Linked DNA regions of Homo sapiens: region 2 is linked to region 1. The links are chromatin loops, found by intact Hi-C in ENCODE. Cell type or tissue: A673. All regions are shown on one strand. Each heading gives the region's core, and the rest is flanking DNA. Links, peaks and the distances in the headings are about the cores only.

What was found. Peaks named below come from ENCODE experiments on the same cell type or tissue, not always from the same donor. Only the 100,000 strongest peaks of a DNase experiment are listed, where the experiment ranks them.
Region 2: a loop joins it to region 1, with 6 times the contacts of the local background. A loop is called at or near these places in 1 of 110 quality-filtered maps.

Annotation. Positions count from the first base shown.
Region 1 is chr4:180,661,459-180,667,253 of GRCh38, forward strand. No RefSeq gene overlaps it. Among named protein-coding and RNA genes, the nearest start is that of LINC00290, 490 kb to the right of the region's middle. In A673, for the core only: CTCF peaks have their summits at 3,502 (motif pointing right) and 4,944 (motif pointing left); DNase peaks (open chromatin) are centred at 3,553, 4,213 and 4,903; H3K4me3 peaks cover 736 bases; H3K27ac peaks cover 1,906 bases.
Region 2 is chr4:180,562,038-180,567,832 of GRCh38, forward strand. No RefSeq gene overlaps it. Among named protein-coding and RNA genes, the nearest start is that of LINC00290, 590 kb to the right of the region's middle. In A673, for the core only: no CTCF peak of the experiment used is centred there; DNase peaks (open chromatin) are centred at 2,254, 3,084, 3,434 and 3,594; H3K4me3 peaks cover 2,281 bases; H3K27ac peaks cover 4,788 bases.

The DNA.
Region 1 (5,795 bases), core at 438-5,437:
TATACATTATAAGCAGAAGTCATAAATATTAGCATGTCATTGCTTAAATTATGCAATAGTTAGTGCTAATGATAAAAAAATTGCATTAGCCAGTATTTGGTTCAAAAGGTATATACTTGTTCTCATCAACAAAGCATATTGGTACTCAACTGCAGGCCACCCTCATGCATAAAGAGCACCTGCTCACCCTCCACACTGAAAACGTTGGCATAGCCTGACCATTTCCCCTTCAGTGCATTCTCTTTTTAGGGTCCATTAATTATCTTCTAAGAATAGGATCACTTTTATAAGGTCTAAAGTCAAAAGGCCTGTCTTCTACATATTTGATCCACTCTTTCCTCAATCCCGCTCTGTACTCGTGTGTTCTATTCTCCATTCGGAAGTCTCTCATCATGAGTTCATATTTTTAAAAATGTTCCTGTAGTATAGATTAGATGAGTCCCTCAAATCCTCACCTAACACTTTCTTGCAGTATTAATCTGACTAATTTCTGACACTAGAGAATTAAGAAATTGTTTCAGAAATGTTACATCTTGGCTTTCTTTTGCAAGTTCATAATCAATCCAGACAAAGCATTTCTCCCAGACTGTGATGCCAAGGAGTAGAGCTAGACACATTGAATTTCTGTAGAAATGTTATGATAAATGCTCCTCCTGCCTCCCTGTCCTCATTTTAAAAATAGTTATGTAATAGACTCTAAGGCCACTCTCAACACTAATATATATTTTCATGATTTAATTTAATTTACATATATTAAAAGAAAATGGAAATGCATTTATTGTGCCATCTCCACAGATACGTTAAAACTTTCTTAACGTGATTTCTCATCTCCAAAATTTTAGTTTGTTTTTTTCATCCTTAAAAAACACATGTGACCAAATGCTATATAAATACTTTTCACTGCTCATGTCAAAAGTTTCTTGGCAGTCATTTTCTTATAACAGTTTAGAATACTGTGTTTGGAGGACCTATTCAGAAGGATTTACGGTTTAATGTACTATAATAATAATATAGTATACATCATACAATATCTATAAAAGAAGTAGTATCTGAGGCCAATTAATGCTGGCGTTGCACTATAAAATGTGGTTTTATCATAATCACAGTCATAATCACAGCCTATTAAAGTACACATCATCCAAATCTCATTTCCAAATTGTTTCATGTCACAAGAAATAAATTTATTATGCAGAAGTGTTATTTTATGTGCTCATGTTCATTAGATTCCATTTCATTGGTAGATAGAGTCATGGGTTATTGGTTTGATGGTTTATTTTTAAATAAAATGTACTTTTTCAAAAAAGAGAATATTTTTAAATTTTTCATATTTTTTCTAGACATCCACTGACAATTTTAAAAAGTTCTATCAATGATCTATATTAATAATACATGGCCTAAATATTTCAATGGAAGAAAACAGATCAAAATACTAGTCTCTTTTTAGCTATGGAAAATTTAAAGATGTGTTTAAATAAACAAAGTAACTAAACCCTCAATCCAGTGCCAACAAGGCATTCTGACAACAATGTCCCCCACAGCCAAGAGTCACATCGTGAGAAAATAGCCAGCGAATATAACCTGATCCCCCGACCCTTGTCACTGCTTTGTGATCAGATCTTACTATGCAGTGAAAGAAACAATGCTATTATTACTTCTCATGAAGTGTCTTGTTTTTATTTCTCTTGTAATTTATCTTCAATTGAACTGATATTGATTTCGTGGGGGAAAATTGCATAATCTCCAAGGAGATTTCTAAAGGCTAATCTTAGTTTGTGCTTTATTTTTTTCCATAGGTTTATTCTTGCCAGTGATTTATCTACCTAATAACATTATAGATAAAACCTGATCTTTCCATTTATTTCTTCAAGAGCTGTTCATGTTTGAGCACGCTTTGTCCTTAATTGCCTGGGGATTTTTCGATAGCCCTGTCTTTAGTGGTCTGAAACAAGTTGCAATATAAGTAATTAAGGCACTGCGCAACAGAATCTACAAATTGCTGTTTAGCTTCCATGTGTGATATTTAACTAATTGTTCATTGCTGTGCAAACCTTTAACTTCATAGATGTCATGAATTTAAAGTGAATAAACATTGCTTTTCTATTTATTAAAATAGTGTAGTGTAATAGTGAATACTAAAGCTTCCAGGTACTTTAAAATACCATCTTCCACTGTCTGCTGTGCAGTTTAATTTCAGACTGTTGAGGTTATCAATCATTCCTTAGAAAACTGTAAAATACGCTTGACTTCTACAGAGAGGCTATAGGATGCAGTGAAAATTGAGTTGCCAGGGAGTAAGAGAATTGGACTCTAGATCATCTCTGCCTAGCGGTGCTCCCTTTTCTTCTGTGGTTTTGCTACCTCACCAGAAAAATTAGGTATTGCATTAAATGACTGTAAATGGACTTTCCAACAGAGTGTCTTTCTGGGGGGCTAAAGAGATTTTATGTGGAGTGCAATCAATGTCTGGAAACAAAAATGAGAGCTAAAATATGTACTATGCTACCTAGGAGAAATTTCATGCAAAGTTTTAGATTAGATGTTTCTTTCCCCCTTAAATATAGACACATCAGTAATCTCTTCCTGAGCTTGAATATTATATTCTTGGCTAATCTGGCAACTGCTGGTGAAGGGAATAATTTTGTTTGCTGTAGAAGAAAGAAAGGCTCCACTGAAAACATATTCAGGAAGTGGGATGCATGACTGCGTTTTTCCTAAGTTCACATGAGGCATTGTGAACTTTGTTTGTGCCTGCTATTTATTTTGTATGGTCGTTATTTCCCTTGATATTTTGTTTGCAGCTTTTTCCCCTCTACGGTTTGATGCCTGCGATAATAACAATGCCCCTGCAAAACAAATCCACAATGAGTAAATAGCAATGGTTCTTCTAACCCTCTCTCAAAGAAGAATTTGATCCCTTGCCAGGCATTTTCTGTTTCCCTAGGCCTTTAAAATGACCTTAATTTGCAGACATAATCTGGCATCGTTGTCGCCTGTAACAGAGATGTCAATATTAGAAGTTTGAATCCTGGAATGATCACAAGTGGGATTATTTAATTCCTAAGAAGGCTGGCAGTTGAGGGCAAGAAAGATGCATTTGGAACAATCTCCAAGAGTTTTTTGTTTTTGTCTTTGGTTTCCAACTAGAAAAGGAAAACAGAGATTCAAATCCTAAGCAGACTTTTCAAAAGACAGGCTTCTTCCAAGCAGTAAGAAAATACTATTTCTATTCAAAGACACTTGAAGCTTGTGTTCCTTCATACCTGCCTGGGGTGCTGAGTTTGCAGAGCCTTTCTGCAGACACCTGAGGTTTTTATCAATGAGAATCATGAAGCTTTGGAGAAATAATATACAATAAAAGAGCAATAACTGCTCTTATTAGGCTCTTTCAAGCCATCTGGTGTGATTTTTTTTTTTTTTTTTTTGCACTTTCACGGACAAAAAATTTTGTTGATAAAATTGCCACTGAATTGTAAGTCATGCATCCTTATTGGAAGGCTGATTCTTTGCACCACTAGGTGGCAGTGTAGTCACGTACTTATGGTTATTCATCTGCCAGCTCCTAAATAACAGGGCTTCCGGCTTCAGTGTTAGGTTTCCAAGCCTCTCGTGCATCCTAATATCCATGTCTCCTTTATTCAAAGGACAAGCATATCTGTACTTAAGTGATTTACTCTGTACATCAAGCTCTGTGAAATTTGCACTTATGTTTTGCTTTTATTTTCAAAGAAAACACTTGAATACATTTTCAACAAAATATTACAAGTATCATGCTGATCTTCAACTAATTATTTTTTTATTTAAAATGCTCGGTATGAAAATGTTTTTATGAGCACATGAAAAATAGAAAGCTTGAGAGATGTAGTTTAAAAAATATTATTCTAAACTCACAAAAGTAAAGCTTTGATCTGTCTCTTGAATTATTTAAAAAAGAATAAATGAGCATATATAATTCAAATCTTGGAGTACTATCAAGGGCATCACTATGGGAATTATCTAATGTATTTATTTAAAATATTTTCTACAGTAGACTTTCCAGAAATAATGATGCTTAGAAGAGGGCACTTTTAGTGTTATAATTTTAGTTTGGAATAATTTATGCAAATAATATAGAGTGTTCTCTAGAAATATCCTAGTTTCTTAAGGAATGATGTAGTCTCTTGGATTCTTATATAGAGAAGCTTGTGGTATCTTGTTTCGTATATTTTTGGCAAACTGCCACATTCCGGGATGTCTTTATCACCTTGTTTGACCCACAAAGTGCAGTATCTGCAATGTGGACAAAAAAAAAAAAAAAAAAAAAAAAATCAATAAAATTATTTCCTGCTTCTCATCACTTTCTTTGTTCTAAAAGAAAAGAAAATCCAAGCCCTAGTAGATAAACATTATCTGACCAAACTCTTTTGCATATGTCTTATCTAAACTTTCTTCTGTATTTGGCTGCCTATACAGTCTTACTCTAATATTTTCTAGAGAAACTGGTGTTACGAAAATGCCGGGGGTTTGGTCTAGGTCTCCTTGCTTGCCACAAAGAAAGCCAATCACTAAGACAAGGAAGATTGCCAGGGAAGACTTTATTCAGGTGCTGCAGCCAAAGAGACAGGAGATAAGTTTCAAATCTGTCTCCTCAACCAACTAAAGTTGGGGGGTTTATATATCAGGGAAGGAATGTAGCTACCTGCAGGGAAAAAATCAATTAGGGAGGAGTAAGGAAGTAATCAAGGTGGATGAGGGGCCCGGCATCTCATTTTCTGGATGTAGTCATCTGGTGAGTTTCAGTCCCTTGCCTGAAAGTTGGTTTTAAGACAGGGAGGGTCAATTTCTATGTTATTAAAAAACGCGTAATGTTGGATGAAAAGAGGCATCGCAAATTCCCCTAGGGAGGTTTTTTTCTATTTGGTCATCCAGGGCACAGGGCTTCATCCATGCTCACAGTGCCCCCTAGTGACAGAACAGAAAGAACTCAAGTGTACTCTGAAATCTAATGCTCTGTGGCTAATACACATTATGACCTATGCTAATCCTTTTCATTTCATTACTTTGGGGATGGATCCTATCAAAACATATTTGATATTTCTATAAACTCTACATCTCTATGAATCAATAAGCTTCTTCCTTAAACTCATGCATCAATCATTATCAGACATGTTAGGGAGGCAGAGACAACGTGGAAGTGGCAAGAGTCTCTGACACACAGCCCACGTTTCACTATTTACAACCACACTGGCCCCAGCTAACATCCGTCAGGAGACTGAACACCAGCACTATGACTCTTATGCTTTTTGTGATGTTCTTACCAGGTGTGTAAGGCATGTGATAAGATAATGTATAAACCAGAATGTATAATTTCATCTGTAGAGAATAGTTTAGGTAGCGGGGAATTCTGGCATGCGACATAGAGGCACACATAGATTTTCCTTCATCTCTCTCTATTTCATTACTCTAGTCATTTGAACATAATGCCCAAATCATTGACTTTTCAATATTTAAGTCCCCCAAATTGAATGACATGACCACCCTCTCACTTGTCACATTTTGGCTTTTTCTAAGGACTTTCATTATTTATCTACATTGATTGGATGACCTTTGCCATCTATTTGCTAGCCTTTAAAAGATTTAAGTCTTCCATAAGCATAATCTGGCCGCATTCTTCCCCAAATTAATTAGTATTATTGCTCTCCTGTCATATATTCATGAATTGTGCTTTCTTTTCTTTTGCACCTGCTCTGACTCATTTCAAGGCTGTGTTATCCTAATGAAATACAAAGATTGACCTTTACTGTGCAATCTAATGAAAA
Region 2 (5,795 bases), core at 534-5,533, 99 kb before region 1:
TTCTGGCCCTACTTACACTTTTCTCCTCCTTAGATCACAGAGCTGGAGGAGGAATTAGTATAGCAGTCTTAGCTTAGACCGAAGGCGTATAATCCTAGAAGTCAAAATAAATTTCAACAGGGTTATTTCTAACTAGAATAATGGTCATGTGACTTAGAGGCCTCTGGCTTTGAAGACCTCACAAACATATGTGGAAAATGAAGCTATAAAGAGCTATGAAAGGTGACAAAAGAAAAAGTGAGATAAGCACATCCTATAATTAAACATTTGCATCCAAGACCAAAGCATTCCTCTTTTTAAATCTTATTTTCAAAATTATAATTAGAGTATTTGCTTACAGATTTTCATATTTCAATACAATCACAATAGTTTGTTTGTTTGTTTATTTTGTTTTGTTTTTGGAGATGGAGTCTTACTCCGTCACCAAGGCTGGAGTGCAGTGGCGCAACCTCAGCTCACTGCAACCTCTGCCTCCTGGTATCAAGCGATTCTTGTGCCTCTGCCTCCCAATAAAATCACAATAGTTATTCAACTTTAGTGAGCATTCGAATCATCTGGAAGGTTTGCTGAAACTCAGCTTGTTGCCCACCAACCCCAGGATTTCTGACTCAGAGGGTGTTGAAAAGGCCTGAGAAGGTGCATTCTAACAAGTTCCCAGGGATGATGATGATGTTGCCGTTCTAGGAACACATTTTGAGCAGCATTCGTCAAAAGTTTTATTCAAATAGAGTAATTTTTGAATCACATGTAGAAATATCACAGCATCCTAAGCCAGCTAATTTATTTCCTATCATTCTGCTAGATTTAAGGGTTATTTTTTAATGTACAGTAACCCAGTAGAATGTGTAAATTTCCAAATGTCTTAAAACACACTTTAAAAGGCTATCGTTGTATCATATTTTTAAAAATGTTGCGATGTTATAGCATTCATTCTCAAACATATAATACCGGTGATTGAGTACCACAGCCTACACATTTGTATTCTCTGTGTCCTGGGGATTCAGACATGAATAAATGATCCATGTGTCTGCTTTGGCGGAACTCAGTGGATACTGACAGGTAAATGGGAGAACAGACCAGAAAGACACAAACGGCAGAGTGCTGTCTTGTAAAGACGAACAAAGGACTGGGATTGTGCCAGGCTGGGGCAGTGGTGCTCTTCACGTAGAAGCCCTTATTCAAACAGAAGCCTTATTTGGCTGGCTCTTAAAAGTGAATAGGAATATTCTGGACTAAGAAAGGGAAAGGATCCCCCAAACAGATGGAAAAATATATACAACCCTATTTTGTGATTTAAAAATATGCTACCTCAACCGTCAATCTAATTTTGGAAATTAGATGTATATGTCTAAGATAACGTGCATTAGCAATATGCAGCTATTTATTTTATTAGCATTACATTTTAAAAGAGAATGAAACAGATCTGAAAGTGTGTGTCAGTATTAAATATCCTGGTAAAGGGTTCGGTCCACAATTGCTGAAAGATTCAAGTCAATAGCATGATTCTTTTAAAGGGAAGTAAATCAGGGAAGGCTCCCTGGAGGAGGTGTCTTCGCCAGTTCTCACAGAACATTTGGGATTTGAGTGCAGGCTCTACAGGGAGAGCAGGGTGAGTATAGATAGTCCCCAATTTGCAAGATAACAACACAAGGGCCATGAACGTTTTTCTGATCCTGAACTATTTTCAGAGTATCTCTGCCAGTGTAATATACTAAAAAGAAAAAGGGATATTTTTCTGTCTATGCATTACAATAGTAGATTGCTTTGTATTGGATTTGGGGTGTTTAAAGGGCCACCCTACCATAAATCCTTTGACATTTATATTTTCACATGATATAACATTTATGATTTTGGCAATGAAGAATGAGTTTCACTCCAACTGCTAATAGCTCCCGTTAGTCTTTTTTAACTTAAAAGAAGAAAAACTAACAAGTTTCTGTCTCTCACAAACCAAAACAATAGGCTCTTTCTAAAAAGCTGTCATCGAAAAAAATAAACAAGAGAAATCCTTATTAATGGTAAAGGAAGATTTTTGTGTGTGTTCCAAACTATTTTTAAATGCCTTTCATCTTGGGGATCCTGTGACTGAGGGACTTGCTCTCCTTACTTTAATCAGTGAAGGAGAATGAGCTGGCCAGGGGGGCCTGGCTGGATGGAGGGTGGGACTCTGCTGCTGCGCAGGCCAGCCTGAGCCTGCTACATGCCAGTAAGTCAAGGTCGATATAATGATTTCTGAACAAAGAGATGAATGTCTTTGCCAATCCCCTTGGTGTTATCCAGACCACATCTTCCCTGCACTAACACGTAATTGTAAGTTTATTTTTTGCTAGTCTCTGTCTCTTCAAAGGAGGGCTGTATTTAGGCAAAAATAATTATTAAGATGGAATTCACATTTGACTGTTGTTTCACTTTGCTGCTGAAAGGGAATTTTACCACCGCCCCATCTGCTTTGAAGATGGCAATAAAGTCAGCAAGTTATACTCTCTTCCTGAATTAGTTCCTAATTAATTTTGTATTTTAGATTTACTACCTGTCTTCCCTTCTCAGTTTAAAGCCCTCCCCTTACATCTGCTTCTCGCACAGTCCACGAGCCAAGAAGGCAGAGATAGTGCCAGCTATGAAAAGAAACAATAGCAATTAGGATGAAGTGGTGTTCGTTCCTTGAAGAAAGCTATGTGCTCAGCTGAAGGATAGTTAGAAAGCTCGCTTCATAGCCCTTATGTGAGGAAAAAGGATCTAGGGTGAGTGATTGTATTTCCAAGAGTTCAGCAGTCAGAGAACCTGCCTGCCAAACTGTTTAATCCTACTCTTATGTGTTCTTAGATTTAACAGGGTCAACTGGAATCGTTATTTGTTGGTGCATTTAAGGAGTACAAATGCATTTTATGTGAGCAAAGGGTTAACTGATTTGGGACTAGTGATGACATTTTTTGAGAAAGTGGGGAAACCTTAAGCATTTTTCCACCTGGTTTGGATCTGTGCAAGACTGCCTTCCAAAAAAAAGAAAAAAGTAAAGGCGTTGTTCTGGCTCTAATGGCATCGTGAAACCAGGAAGGATGCGTTAGTCTTGGGAGACCCTGGGCCCTTCTGGCAATGACTCCTTTCACCTTCCCTCCCACTTCCTCATACCCTGTAAAAGAGACGGCACTCTATTCCAAGAGTGACAAGCTGGGAGTTAGGAGTCTTTTTTCTTTCTTTCCTTCCTTCCTTCCTTCCTTCCTTCCTTCCTTCCTTCCTTCCTTCCTTCCTTCCTCCCTTCCTTTCTTTTTTTGAGATGGAGTGTCACTCTGTTGCCCAGGCTGGAGTGCAGTGGCATGATCTTGGCTCACTGCAAGCTCCGCCTCCCGGGTTCAAGCTATTCTCCTGCCTCAGCCTCCCGAGTAGCTGGGATTACAGACGCCCGGCTAATTTTAGTATTTTTAGGAGAGACGGCGTTTCACCGTGTTGGCCAAGCTGATCTCGAACTCCTGACTTCAGGTGATTCACCCGCCTCGGCCTCTCGAAGTACTGGGATTACAGGCGTGAGCCACTGCGCCTGGCCAGGAATAATTTTTAATGGCATCTCTGTGAGTGAGACCCACTTAGAAAAAGGGGGCGCTTCATTACACTTCAGGTCTGACAATAACATTGGTCCCTACAGGGTTGTTTTGTTATAATGGTGAAGAGAAAACAGCTGCTACCCATCGGGCCCCCGGTGTGTACAGGATCTGCCCCTTCTCCCTCGGCCTGTGTGGCTTTACTCCAGGGACTCCAGTTTCCTCCCACATCCCCAAGAGGTGTCCTTTAGCCCTTTGAGCTGGTGCGTCCTCAGGGCCCAGTGTGAGTGTGGGGGCGTGTGAATGAGTGTGAGTGTGACAGTGGGTGTGGGTGAGTGTGGGTGACCGGGAGGGAGTTTGGGTGAATGCAGGTGAGGGTGAATGTGGGTGAGTGTGGGTGAGCAGGAGGGAGTGTGGGTGAGTGGGTGAGTGAAGGTGTTTGTGGGTGAGGGTGAGTGGGTGAGGGTGAGTGTGGGAGTGGGTGACTGTGAATGTGAGAGTGGGTGTGGGTGAATACAGGTGAGTGGGAGGAAGTGGGGGGTGAGAGTGTGAGAGTGTGAGGGTGAGTGTGGGTGACTGTAGGTGAGTGAGGGTGACTGGGTGTGAGTGAGGGTGAGTGTGGGTGAGATGAGGTGAGGGTGTGAGTGTGGGGGTGAGGGTGAATGCAGATGAATGTGAATGTGTGAGGGTGAGTGTGACTGGGTGAGTGTGGGTGTGTGTGAGGGTCAGTGAGGTTGAGTGAGGGTGTGTGAGGGTGAGTGTGGGTGAGGGTCACTGAGTGTAGGTGATTGTGAGTGTGGGTGTGAGTGTGGGTGAGGGTGTATGAGTGAGGGTGCAGGTGTGTGGGTGAGAGTGGGTGATGGTGAGGGTGAGTGTGAGGGTGTGTGAGTGTGAGGGTGAGTGGGTGTAGGTGAGGGTGAGGGTGTGGGTGAATGTGAGTGGGTGGGTGTGTGGGTGAGGGTGTATGTGGGTGTGGGTGAGGGTGAGCATCAGTGTGGCTGAGTGTGCTTGGGTGGGTGAGTGAGGGTGAATGAGGGTGAGTTTGGGTCAGTGTGGGTGAGTGTGTAGGTGAGTGTGACAGAGTAAATGAGCAAGGGTGTGTGTGGGTCAGTGTGGGTGTGTGGGTATGTGTGAATGTGTGGGTGTGTGACTAAGGGTGAGTGTGAGTGAGTGTGGGTGAGGGTGAAAGTGAGTGTGAGTGAGGGTGAGGGTGTGTGGGTGTGTGGGTGACGGTGAGGGTGAGTGAGGGTGTGTGTGAATGTGATTGGGTGGGTGTGTGGGTGAGTGAGGGTGTGTGGGTGAGTGAGCATCGGTGTGGGTGTGATTGGGTGGGTGAGTGTGGGTGAGGGTGAATGAAGGTGAGTGAAGGTGAACGAGGGTGAGTGTGGGTGAGTGAGGGTGAATGAGGGTGAGTGTGGGTGAGTGAGGGTGAATGAGGGGGAGTAGGGGTGAGGGTGAATGAGGGGGAGTGTGGGTCAGTGTGGGTGCGTGTGTGAGAGTGAATGAGGGTGTTTCTGGGTGCGTGTGTGTGGGTGAGTGTGAGTGAGAGTGAATGAGTGAGGGTGTTTGTGGGTGCGTGTGTGTGGGTGAGTGGAGTGAGAGAATGAGTGAGGGTGTTTGTGGGTGCGTGTGAGTGTGTGGGTGAGTGTGAGTGAGAAAGAATGAGTGAGGGTGTTTGTGGGTGAGTGTGAGTGTGTGGGTAAGAGTGAGAGTGCATGAGTGAGGGTGTTTGTGGGTGCGTGTGAGTGTGTGGGTTAGTGTGAGCGAGAGTGAACGAGTGTGTTTTTTGGGTGCGTGTGAGTGTGTGGGTGAGTGTGAATGAGAGTGAATGAGTGAGGGTGTTTATGGGTGAGTGTGGGTGTCAGTGGGTGGCTCCAGCCACCTGGGACCCTGGACTGGAATAAGTTGGTGAATAATTATCTTACTTGTTTTGATTAATCCTTCTTAAATGTATGTCCAGCTCACATTTATTTAAATGTTTATATGAAAATGTTTTGGTCTTTATTTAGAAGTTTGCTGATGTTTAGGAGACCAGAAATATGCCCTAGTAGCTAAAATCTTGTTCATATCAATTAGCCTATGGGAAAATTGCTCTCATTATACGTTGTTTTGCTTAAAGTCACAGTTTCCAAGAACCTATCAATGATGTTAAGTGAAGACTTACTGTAATTAGCTTAGCTGCCGTGAGCTACCTAGGAAAACCTAATTTAATAAATATCAGCTGCTAAAACATTCTTATTGCCTGGTTTTCACTATTCA